Regions from separate parts of the Homo sapiens genome. Here regions 1 and 2 are each linked to region 3. A link is a contact called in ENCODE Hi-C or POLR2A ChIA-PET data. All regions are on one chromosome and are shown on one strand. Each heading gives the region's core, a stretch centred on a gene start or an enhancer-like site at or near the end of the contact. The rest is flanking DNA. Distances are from core to core; before and after follow the strand shown. Region 1 holds the start of TEKT1 (tektin 1). Region 2 overlaps PITPNM3 (PITPNM family member 3). Region 3 holds the start of KIAA0753.

Region 1 (3,560 bases), core at 964-3,463, 190 kb after region 3:
TTTTTTTTTTTTTTATGAAACAGGGTCTTGGTATATCACCCAGGGTGGTCTCTAACTCCTGGGCTTACAGGATCCTACTGCCTCAGCCCTCCAAGTAGCTGGGACTAACAGCACATGCTACCACACCCAGCCAGTATACTTTAAATCATCTTCAGATTACTTATAATACCTAATACAATGCAAATACTATGTAAATAGCTGTTGAACTGTATTGTTTTTATTTGTATTCTTTAATTGTTGTAATCTTTTATTGTTTTTTTTTCCTAAGTATTTTGGACCTACAACTGGCTGAACCCATGGATACAAAGGGCTGACTGTATTCTGATGATTAATTTTTGTATCTTTATCCTCTTCAAGTTAGAAGCCCCTAAAAAGCAGAGATTCTGATCATTCCCTGTGATATGCCTAGTGTGTAGTACATAGATGCCCATAGATGCTCAATAACTGTGCATCAAATCAACAAATAAATGAATGATGGGTGGCTGAAAATCAGGCTGGGTTACCTTGTGTCTATCTTAGGGCAGTGAACTTAAACATAGAACCTGGAGAATACACATGATTTTCTCTAATATTCAAAAATAATATGTTGCCACATCTGAACATGACACTATAGCTAAACTCAACAGCCTCATCCTAGCATGTTCACGAATATGCCAAGCATGTTGTCTTACCTAGTTTCTTGTTCACATCGCTTTGAGATTTTCTTGTGGTCTTTTCAATTTCATCCACAAGCCTCTGGCTTTCTGCGACCAGGCGTTCTGATCGGGACCTTTGAGCGTCTGCTCTGTGGTACTGGTTCTTGTTAGCAATGTGCCACTCTGAGGGCAGGAACTTGGGTGGAGGTTGTAATAGTTTAGCCATTTGAGGTTTCCAAATTCCTGATCAAAAGCAGACTCTTTTAGATTAAATGAAAGCAATTTGTCCTTTTTTATGATAATTTTTATTCAAGGATGACATATATACGGAAAATTGCATAAATCATAATCTGTACACAAAATAAATCTATCTGTGTAGCCGGCACCCAAACCAAGAAACAAGCATTACCAGCATCTCTAACCTCCTCCCAGTTACTCCACCTCAAGCCCCTCAGGGTAACCAGTATCCTGACTTTTAACACTACAAATTCGTTTTGCTGTTTTTGAATTTAACATAAATGGAATAATACAGTATGTATTATTCTGTCTCTGACTTCTTTAGCTCAACATTATGTTTGTAAAATTCATCCATATTGTCTATATGATTGCAGTTTGTTCGTTCTCGTTGCTGTGTAGGTGCCGTTATATGAATAAAATCTAGCTGTCTTTTCTACTGTTTATGGATATTTGGGTTGTTTACACTCCAGGGCCATAATGAGAATGCTATTAATAGTCTCATACATGTCTTTTGGTGAACACGTGTATGCATTTTTATAACTCATTAGAATTGTTGGGTCATGGAGTAATGTTCTGCCAAACAGATGAGCCCAGAGATGTTTTCTTAAAAAAAGAAGAAGAAAAAGAAGAGGAAGAAGAAGGAGGAGGAGGAGGAGGAGGAGGAGGAAATGTAACATGTGTAAACTGACAACTGGGTATTGAACTTGTTCAACACATAAAAGAATCTGAAAACTTCCAGGACAAAGAAAAGGAGAGAACAGGAAGGGGAACAACACAGGGGAAGCCAGCTGGCAGAGGCTGTCGGCAGTGGAAACGCTAAAATTACCCATTTCATCTTCATACAACTCTGATGGACCATGAGAACTGCCTTCCTCAGACAGGGCTGAAATCTGCCCCCACTCCCATCTCTACCCTAAGGTCTGAGTCCCTGCTCTTAGGGGCCTCTGGATCTCTGAAGCCTTCACATATATAAGGATGAAACTAGAGTCAGATCTTGACTAGGCTGAGAACCTCAGCCCACCCAGCCCCCTCAGACAACATGGAGTTTCTCCGTTTCTTCCTAGCCCAGTCCCTTTTATGGCTTCTACCGAATTTATCTGAGTGTGGAGCCCAGCATTTAACCCAAGGCTCCTGGATAAGTCTGAATAGCCCCCAGAGAGGTGGGGACCTAAATTAGGGCTCATCCCAACGTCATAAGGATTTGGTTAGGCGGGGAGGGTTGCGGGTAGGGGTCGGTGGGGTGGGGTCATGGTTTACTTACCTCAGCGCCACACAGAACCACTACGCAAGCTCGGGATGGGAGCCTCCTTACCCCAACTGGAGCTTCCAGCTCTTGCAGAACAGAGAGGTAAACAACGCGGTCTCCATGACAACAAGTGACGCGTTGCCAGGGCAAAGAGGGCTGGTTCCGCCACTGAGCAGCCTGGCCAAAGGCTTAGCGCAGGCGCAAATTCTGCGGACCCCAGAGCCAGAGACCCAGGAGTGTGGCGTGTGGGAAGGGTAGGGCCAGATGCTCCGGCCACCTCAACCTACCGCGAAGACGCGGGGCACCAAGCAGAAGACAGCGGCCAAAGCCCCGAGCTGGGAGTCAGGAGACCTGCGTCTAGTCCGAGCCCTCCCGCGGGCGGGATCATCTCGGGTCGCGCTGTACCCCGGCTCTCAGACTTCCCGGCTGTACAGTGGGGTTGGGCTGGGCGATGCCTCCAGGACCTCGCAGTCGCAGGCGAAATTGAGGGTTAAAAATCAGGAAGCCAAGTTGATTGTTTCTGTAAGCTACAATGAGTTTCCTCCAGAGTTTGTATAGGTCTGTTACCACAACTGGCTTATTTCTGCGTGGGGCGCCCGATGGGGCACTCTGTGAGGGCAGGTGTGTGAGTAGAACGCCTTCAGGCAAACACTCCAGAAGTCACTCTGCATCCACTAGGAGATGGAAAATATGGGAGAAAAATTAAATCTGAGGGGATAGCTCCAGAAGATTTAATATTTGTCAAGTAGGACTTCCAGAAGGAAAGAAAAAAAGAGAGAGAATGGCAAAACAATTGTGAAAGTGAGAGAGAGATAACTTGAGCCAAAGACTCAAGTCTTTAGATTAACGACCCACCTGAAATTAACACACACCCCCATTCCTTACATATAGTCCTCCCTGTGGATTATGCATATAATCCATAGAGTGATTAGCTCCAGGATCCCCCTCAGATACTGAAATCTGCAGATTCTCAAGTCTCATATAAAGTGGTGTAGCATTTGTATATAACCTACGCACATCCCTAGATAGGCATACTTTACGTCATCTCTAGATTGCTACAATACCTAATACAATGCCTAATACAATACCTAATATAGTGCCTAATACAGTGCCTAATGCAATACATAATACAATACATAATACAACACCTAATACCTAATATAATACCTAATACAATGCCTAATACAATACCTAATACAATGTCTAACCATGCCTACTCATCGCTTCATTCGCATGGATTCAACATAGCACTCAGGGTGCAACAAATTCAAGTTTTGCTTTTTGGAGCTTTGTGGAATTTTTTTCCTGAATATTTTTTATTTGTGTGTCATCGCATCCAAGGATGTAGAATCCACGGATAGGAAGGGCCAACTTTATACCTATTCTGGTGGAATTTCTTAATTCAAAGAATAAGAAGAAAAAGAAAGAATAGGTATCAAGTG
Region 2 (3,371 bases), core at 62-2,561, 140 kb before region 3:
GACCTGGCCATCCCATGCTCCAGAGAGCGTGAACCCTTGCAGCCAGGAGCTGCAAGCCCAGGACAAAAGGGACCACCAGGCTGGGTTCTGGGGTCCTCGTGCTCACCGCTGTGGACGAAGGACCCCTTGCACATGTGTGCATGCTGCAGGCACCCTTCCCCCACCAGAGTGCTGGGAAGACCCCTGGAGTTTTGAGGCGATGGCAGGAGAGGGAGGAAAGAGAAGCTCCTGGACACACAGAGGAGGAGGAGTCCTTCACCAGCACAGCTGCAAGGGAATGTACAGTCAAAATCAAAGTGGCTTACAGAAAAACAAAGGAAAGGGCGATTCTTCCACGTGGAAGTAAGTAGACTGTGCAGTGAGGTCTCTCTTTGCCCCTCCAGAGCCTCAGTGCCCCATCTCTGCCCGACTCAGCCCGAGGCCGAGGCCCCCTAGCTACAGGTTGGGTGTAGCGATGGAAAGCACCAGTAGGAGAACTGGGGCAAGGGAGCCCCCTCCATGCCGGGTCATCGTAAGGTGGTCTCTGCTGAAGGCTCATGCAGGAGCCTCTCTGGGCTCTTCTCCTTCAGGGGTGGGAACAACCCCAGGGTATTGCTGATGCCTTCTTGGTTTCCTTAAAGCCTCACTCACCTGTGAATAAAGTCTCTCTGCTAAGCCCTCCTCCCACCTGTGGTTTGTGTGAGCCTTCCGTTTCCTGCTAGAACCCTGACTGCATCACGGGCTGGATCCTAAGTGCTCTATGCAAATCCCATCACCTCCTCCCACACCACCCCTCTCCAGGCTTCTCTTATCCTGACCAAGCCCCCGCCTTCTGCTCCGCTCTCCCACACTCGCCCCTCCCTCTCTGAACTCAGCCAGTTTTCGCACATCCCCTTTCCCTCTCACTGCAGAGTCCCAGCAAATGTTCCCCGGGCCTGGGCTCTTCTCTCCACTGCCCCGTGACCAGATAATTCCCACAGGAACCTCAGTGTTCCTTCCTTCCGGGGGCCTTCCACTCTTCCTGTCCTCTCCACAAAAGCGCCACGGTCCTCTCTTTCCTGGGGTTAATCCTCACGCTTTTCATTTTATGACTATTTGATTATTATCTTCCCCTCCTCCGTCTCCCAGATGACAAGATCCTTAAGGGCTGGGACTGGGTTTGATTTTGCTCTATTTTATCCCCAAAGACTATCATGATGTTGGCATATAAAGGTGCTCATTAAATATTTTTTAAACAGATGGGTGAATGAACTAATCATTTGTTCCCATTTTGCACCCCTATAAGTGTCGGAAGCTGCACGTGCCCCAGCAAAGCCCAGATGCTATGTAGATAGACTTGTATATGCGCACAGAGACGCACACTCATCCTCATGAAAGTGAATGCACCAATGCATTGGCATAGAGGCTAATGCACATCCTCATGAAAGTGAATGCACCAATGCGTTGGCATAGAGGCTAATGCACACATACAAGTGCAAGGGCACACACACACAAACGAGAAGGAACGATGCCAAGCAGAGACACACACACACATGCAAGAAAAGTGCTCCCAAGGCGGACGTCTGCCACCCTGAGCTCATTAAAGCTGGCTAAATATAGCCTGTCTGCAGCTGTGCTCAGCAAGCTGCCCACACAGGCCAGGAAAAGACACCAGTTACCAGGCAGAGGAGTGGAGAGGCCAGCCGTGGGCAAGGGGCTTCACGCATCCTGTCTGTGGTGGGGGGTCTTCCTGGGGAGGCCAGGGGCTGAGGGTATGTGGGAAGGGAAGCCCTTCGGTGGCTGGTCAGGGCATTCAGAGCTGTTCCTCTGGTCACTGACCCTAGGCAGTGGGGTGCGAAGTCAAACCACATGCCCACGATGGGGAGAGGTGAGCTGAGCCATCTACATCTCTCTGCATCTGAGCCGAGGACCCAAGCTCAGTCCAGGACCAGGGGCTGGAGTTAGGACCCAGCTGGGGATAAATTGGGGCTCAGTTGGTGGCTAGGAGAGAGGCTCAGTAGAGGATGAAGATAAAGGGTCAGACTGGGACTAGGGTTGGGACTCTGTGGACCATTGCCAGGTCTTTTTCTGGGGACAAGAGGAAGTTCACAGCCCCACAGAGCATCTGCTCTAATGTGTGGACGTGGCTGTGGGAAGACCCTCCCCGCACGTGGGACAGCTGCCTGCGGCCCTCACCCCTGCAGCTGATGCCAGGCGCTGGCTCTGGAAAAGCCATGAGACGACCAGCATGGCTTTGGGTCACATGTGTCAGGTGGCTGTTGTCATCCACACAGGCAGGGTCCAACTTCAAGGGCCACAATAGACAGGTCTTCCTGCTGTAGAATCTGCCCCCCAACCCATCCTGCATGGGGGTGGGGCAGAGGGAGGCTCCTCTCAACTCGCACTTTCCCAGCCTGTGCACTGCGGAGCCCTGCCCCTCGTGGAGCTGCTGAGACTGGAAGGGAGAGGCATGGAGCGGGTGAGGCAGCCGCAGGTCTCCTGGGAGAATGTCATGCCTCCTCCCACCGGACGTTCCTGGATGGGGGCGTGGGCAGAGGAAGGGGAGTTACTGCCCCTTTGAGACAACAGCTCTACCCTTTGCCTCTTCTATGGTGGTGGCATATTGCAGCAGGAGGGGTGAGCCGGGCTTGCTGGATTCAGCACGTGTGAGCCCAGCAGCCATGAATGGAGCCACAAGGGCAGAGGCCAACAGTGCGGGGTCCAGAGGGACCCTGGTCCTTCCCACCATTTGCTGCAGAGGAACTGCTTCTGTCTCCTCCGCAGAGATGGATGGTATGCTCAGGCTTCCCAATTAGCCCACAAGAAAACTGTGCTTAGAGAGTCCACGCTCCTCCCAGAGCTAGCCTGGGGAAACGGGAGAGCTGACAGGAAGAGGGGAAAGTGGTCGGGTAAGGTTGTATGGAGGCAAGGTTCACGCTTCATTCGAGAGGATCCATGGGAGAGAAAGCAGGGGCTGTGAGAACCAGCCTTTCCTCCTCCAAAGGTCTCTCTGACACGCTGAAGGGAGGATCAGAGTGGGTGAGATGGGAAGCAGGAAGGCAGGGAGGCCGGGAGGCAGGGAGGCAGGGACGCCAGTGCACAGGAGGATGCAATGGTCCAGGAGAGAGAAGATAGGGCCTCAACTAGAGAAGGGATGGGGACAGGGAGGAGTGGGTGGGTCTCATAGCACTGCTGGAGGTTGAATGACACTAGCAGAGGCTGATTTGATAGTGGATGGTGACAGAGACAGAGAAGTCTAGAAGGTTTCTGGCTTGGATTCATGGAGGATGGTGCCATTCACACTGGATGGAAGCACAGAAAGAGTGAGGTTCAATGGAAACATACAAGATCCCTGAGTCCCTACAGCCAGCACCATGGCAGGTATAGTGGGAGCACTCCGGAAATGGTCACTG
Region 3 (3,445 bases), core at 778-3,277:
CTGGGGGCCCCCCAAGAGCTTGCTGTCCGTCCCACAGGCCCAGGCCCCCGCTGTGGCTCAGCTCTTCTCCCAGGGCTCCAGGTACCACCACAGCCTGGGGCACCCTTACCATCTGTCCCGCTCCCCACAGCCCTGGGACACTCACACAGCCCGTGTCCTTCCCCAAGGCCCTGGGTACCCCTGTAGCCTGTTGTATCCCCCACAGGCCTGGGGCACCCCCAGAACCTGCTGCCTGCTCCCCAGGACATGATGACTCTGCAGTCTGCGCAGCTCCCCGTGACCCTGGATCACCCCCAGAGCCTGTCTCCACCCACACAGGCTGTCCCCTTTCCCTGAACCCTGGGTCACCTCCACATCTAGTTTCCTCTTCAGCAGCACAGGGCACCCCAACAGAGTATCCTGTGCCCCACGGGCCGGGCATACCCACAGAGTCTGTCTCCTCCACAGCCTGTCTCCTGTAACACACACCTGCGGCACCCACAGAAGTAGGCTCCTCCTCCACAGCATCGGACACCCCCACAGCCTGTCCCCTCCCCCATACGCCAGGGGTGGCCCCACAGACTGCTTCATGTGTCAGAGCCCCAGGAATCTGCGGGGACTGTCCTCTCCCCCACAGACCTGCAGCACCGCCACAGCCGAGCTCTCCCTCCATGGCTCTGGGCGCTCCCACAGCCCCAGTCCACCCCACGGTCCCAGGCTCGCCCATAGTCTGTTCTTTTTCACAAGGGCCTGAGACAAACCCATAGCCTATCTCCTCCCCAGTCTCAGGAACCCCCACAGCTTCTCCCCTCCACAGGTGCGGGGCCATTTCAGAACTTGACGCCAAAGCCCCAGGCACACTCGCAGGAGGCACCCTCCCAGCCTGTCCCTGTCCACAGAAGCCTAAGGCTCTCTCGTAAGCTGCCCCTAAGCCCAGAGCTGTGGGCCCTGAGGGGGCCCGAGGGATCCCCCTTGCCTGTTCCTTCACCCAGGGCCCTGTAAGACCGCCGCGGCTTGTCTCTACCCAGGAAGCTCGGCCAGGAACACCCCTTTCGACAGGTCCCTCTCCTGCAGGCACGGGATGGAGCTCGACTCTACTTCCTTCCCCACATCCCGAGGCGGCCCTCATAGCCTGCACCTTCAGCCACAGGTGCAGAATGCTCTCATGGCCCAGAGATCCCGGGCGACCTTTTCTCTCGCAGCCCCGGGGACTTCTATCTTCGGTCTCCTCCTCCCCAGACCCGGTCACCCACACAGCCCCGGCAAGCCCCACCACCTCGGGCTCCCCCACAGCCCCGTTCACCCACACAGCCCCAGGGTCCCTTGCAGCCTCGATGGAGCCTGGGGTCCCAGGAGCTCCCAAAGCCTCATTCGCCCCGGCGGCGTCGGCTGTCTCCGCCGCTTGTCTCGTCCCCCATGGCCGCTGACGGCCCTGTGGCCTTTCTGCACTCACACAGCGCGTCTCCCACTCCGAGGGCTTCGCCCGGCGCCTTGCTCCACGGCCTCGGGACGTCCCTGCGCCCCGTCTCTTCCCCCACGGCCGCCGAACCCCCCGCCCCGACCTGCTGGGCCCCACGCAGCGACCCGGCATCTTAGCCGCCTGCTCTCCCCGGCGCAGCCTGGGCAAGGCCCCACGGCGAGTCTCCCGGCTCATAGCTCCAGGGCAGTTCCCTTCCTCCCTACCGCGGCCCTGGGGGATGTCTTAGCACCTCGCTCCCTAAGCTGCTCCACACACGCACTCACACACTCCGCTCCGGCCTTGCAGCCTTTCTCCCTCCGAGCCCCTCACCCATCCCACCCCCGCCCAGTCTCGGGAACCCGCCCCCAGTCCCAGGCCCCCGTAAAGCCTAGACGGCAGAAAAGGTAACTGGGGGGACAAAGCAACAAAGGCTTTCCGAGTCAGATCTCCTCTCCCCCAAGTCCATGACTCTATGCGGCTTCCCAGAATCCCCCCCAGCCCCGGCCCGAGCCCACCTGGCCTAGGGTGAGGCGCGGCTACTGGGAGGCGGGCAACGGGGGCCCCCAACAAGGCCGCGCTTCCGGCCGCCTGCCCAGTCGCCATAGCAACAGGCGCAGGGCGGCTTGGGAGCCTTTGAGGCCCTGAACTATTTAAGGATCCAGGTGTTGCAAGGCGGTAAGTTTTGCAGCCAGTGTCCATGAGGTCGGGGCTGGGACTAGATTAGGGTAGATCTAAGCCTGGGCTTGGGAGTGCAGCTAGCGCAGAAAGATCTGAGGAACTAGAGCAAAAAGCCATGCGGATGGATTGTGGTCGTCAGAGGCTCCCGTAGTCTTTAGCGGCGCTGGCTTCCGCAGGCTCCGCCCTCTCTTGCCCACCCGGAAACAGCCTCGCCCCGCCTACGCGGGACCCAACCGCGGCGACCGGACGTGCACTCCTCCAGTAGCGGCTGCACGTCGTGCCAATGGCCCGCTATGAGGAGGTGAGCGTGTCCGGCTTCGAGGAGTTCCACCGGGCCGTGGAACAGCACAATGGCAAGACCATTTTCGCCTACTTTACGGGTTCTAAGGACGCCGGGGGGAAAAGCTGGTGCCCCGACTGCGTGCAGGGTGAGGCCGGGATTCGGGGGCTGCTGTCCAATGGAAATGGCAGGAAGGTCGAGCCTACGGCCAGAAGGGGGGCTTAGCGGAGGCAGAGTCTTGGTTCCAGACATCCGCGGAGCAATCTGAGCTGTCCCCAAGTCTCCTTCTATTAAATCCTACCCCGCCCTGCCAAGAGCGCTCTTCCTTTTACCACCTTACCCGGATGATCTTGGAATCTAGTTCCTTAAAACTTCTCACTCCCCCAGTACCATTAGTGTCTTACAGGATACGTGAGTTGGTCAGCAAATACATGTGCTTTCCATTGTTACGGGCGCGGTGGTGCAGGGGCAAATCGGGACTGGGATTTGGTCCTTACCCTTAACGTGGCTCTAAGACCAGAAGGGAACACCTGACTTGTGTTGACCTCTTCAGTTAGCTGCAGGTTAAAGTCTGAGTGCTTACCAAGACTGGGGGAAGGGGGAAAGAACACAGTTTATACGTGCCTGATTGTAGAGTTGACGTGCGATTATTTTATCTCAACTTTTTTTAAAGCTGAACCAGTCGTACGAGAGGGGCTGAAGCACATTAGTGAAGGATGTGTGTTCATCTACTGCCAAGTAGGAGAAAAGCCTTAGTAAGTGGCAATGTATAATCTACCTCGCAGACGTGCACAAATTGCATACTTAGGCGGGAAGGGCCTCAGGGACTTACTTACCCAGTTTGTCTTACAAGGTAATGTCTGACAAGTTAAACAATTAGAAGCTATTAAATACAAATTTAAAATGCCCACCTGAATTAAGTAAGGGTAATTCAACGAATTTGGTCTGGTGTAAGCCCAGAACTTAGCTGGCTTTACTTTTATATCTTAGTCACACTTTGAAACTTTGCACAGGGTAATTAGTAGATTAAGCCATAGTCCGCAAGGTTT

The links. A loop is a pair of places that touch in the nucleus more often than their neighbours do. ChIA-PET counts read pairs that join two places held with the same protein, here RNA polymerase II (POLR2A). Pooled maps may share reads with other maps.
Region 1: a loop to region 3 is called in a pooled map, with 2.0 times the contacts of the local background. The contact joins the promoter of TEKT1 here to the promoter of KIAA0753 in region 3. A Hi-C loop is called at or near these places in 1 of 50 pooled maps.
Region 2: a pooled map shows a loop between it and region 3 (2.7-fold over the local background). The contact joins the enhancer-like site here to the promoter of KIAA0753 in region 3. A Hi-C loop is called at or near these places in 1 of 168 maps with a recorded cell type or tissue (endothelial cell of umbilical vein) and 4 of 50 pooled maps. POLR2A ChIA-PET finds 5 or more read pairs at or near these places in 1 of 52 experiments (MCF 10A).

The regions. Positions count from the first base shown.
Region 1 is chr17:6,829,516-6,833,075 of GRCh38, forward strand. It overlaps TEKT1 (tektin 1), which reads right to left and starts at 2,214. Exons shown (of 8, transcript NM_053285.2): 1 at 2,134-2,214; 2 at 672-878. The coding sequence starts at 861. RefSeq lists a silencer at 2,177-2,226.
Region 2 is chr17:6,495,525-6,498,895 of GRCh38, forward strand. The region is part of intron 4 of PITPNM3 (PITPNM family member 3); the gene reads right to left. Among named protein-coding and RNA genes, the nearest start is that of PIMREG, 53 kb to the left of the region's middle. RefSeq lists an enhancer at 2,029-2,919. Within about 2 kb of position 1,312, at least 5 of the 41 ENCODE cell types and tissues checked have a DNase peak (open chromatin) inside an H3K27ac peak, as active enhancers do.
Region 3 is chr17:6,638,684-6,642,128 of GRCh38, forward strand. KIAA0753 reads right to left here and starts at 2,028. Exons shown (of 19, transcript NM_014804.3): 1 at 1,954-2,028. TXNDC17 (thioredoxin domain containing 17) reads left to right here and starts at 2,377. Exons shown (of 4, transcript NM_032731.4): 1 at 2,377-2,544; 2 at 3,070-3,151. The coding sequence starts at 2,400. LOC122526780 reads right to left here and starts at 1,633. Exons shown (of 1, transcript NM_001396008.1): 1 at 1-1,633. The coding sequence starts at 1,633. RefSeq lists enhancers at 587-656, 1,555-2,436, 2,567-2,836, 3,037-3,096.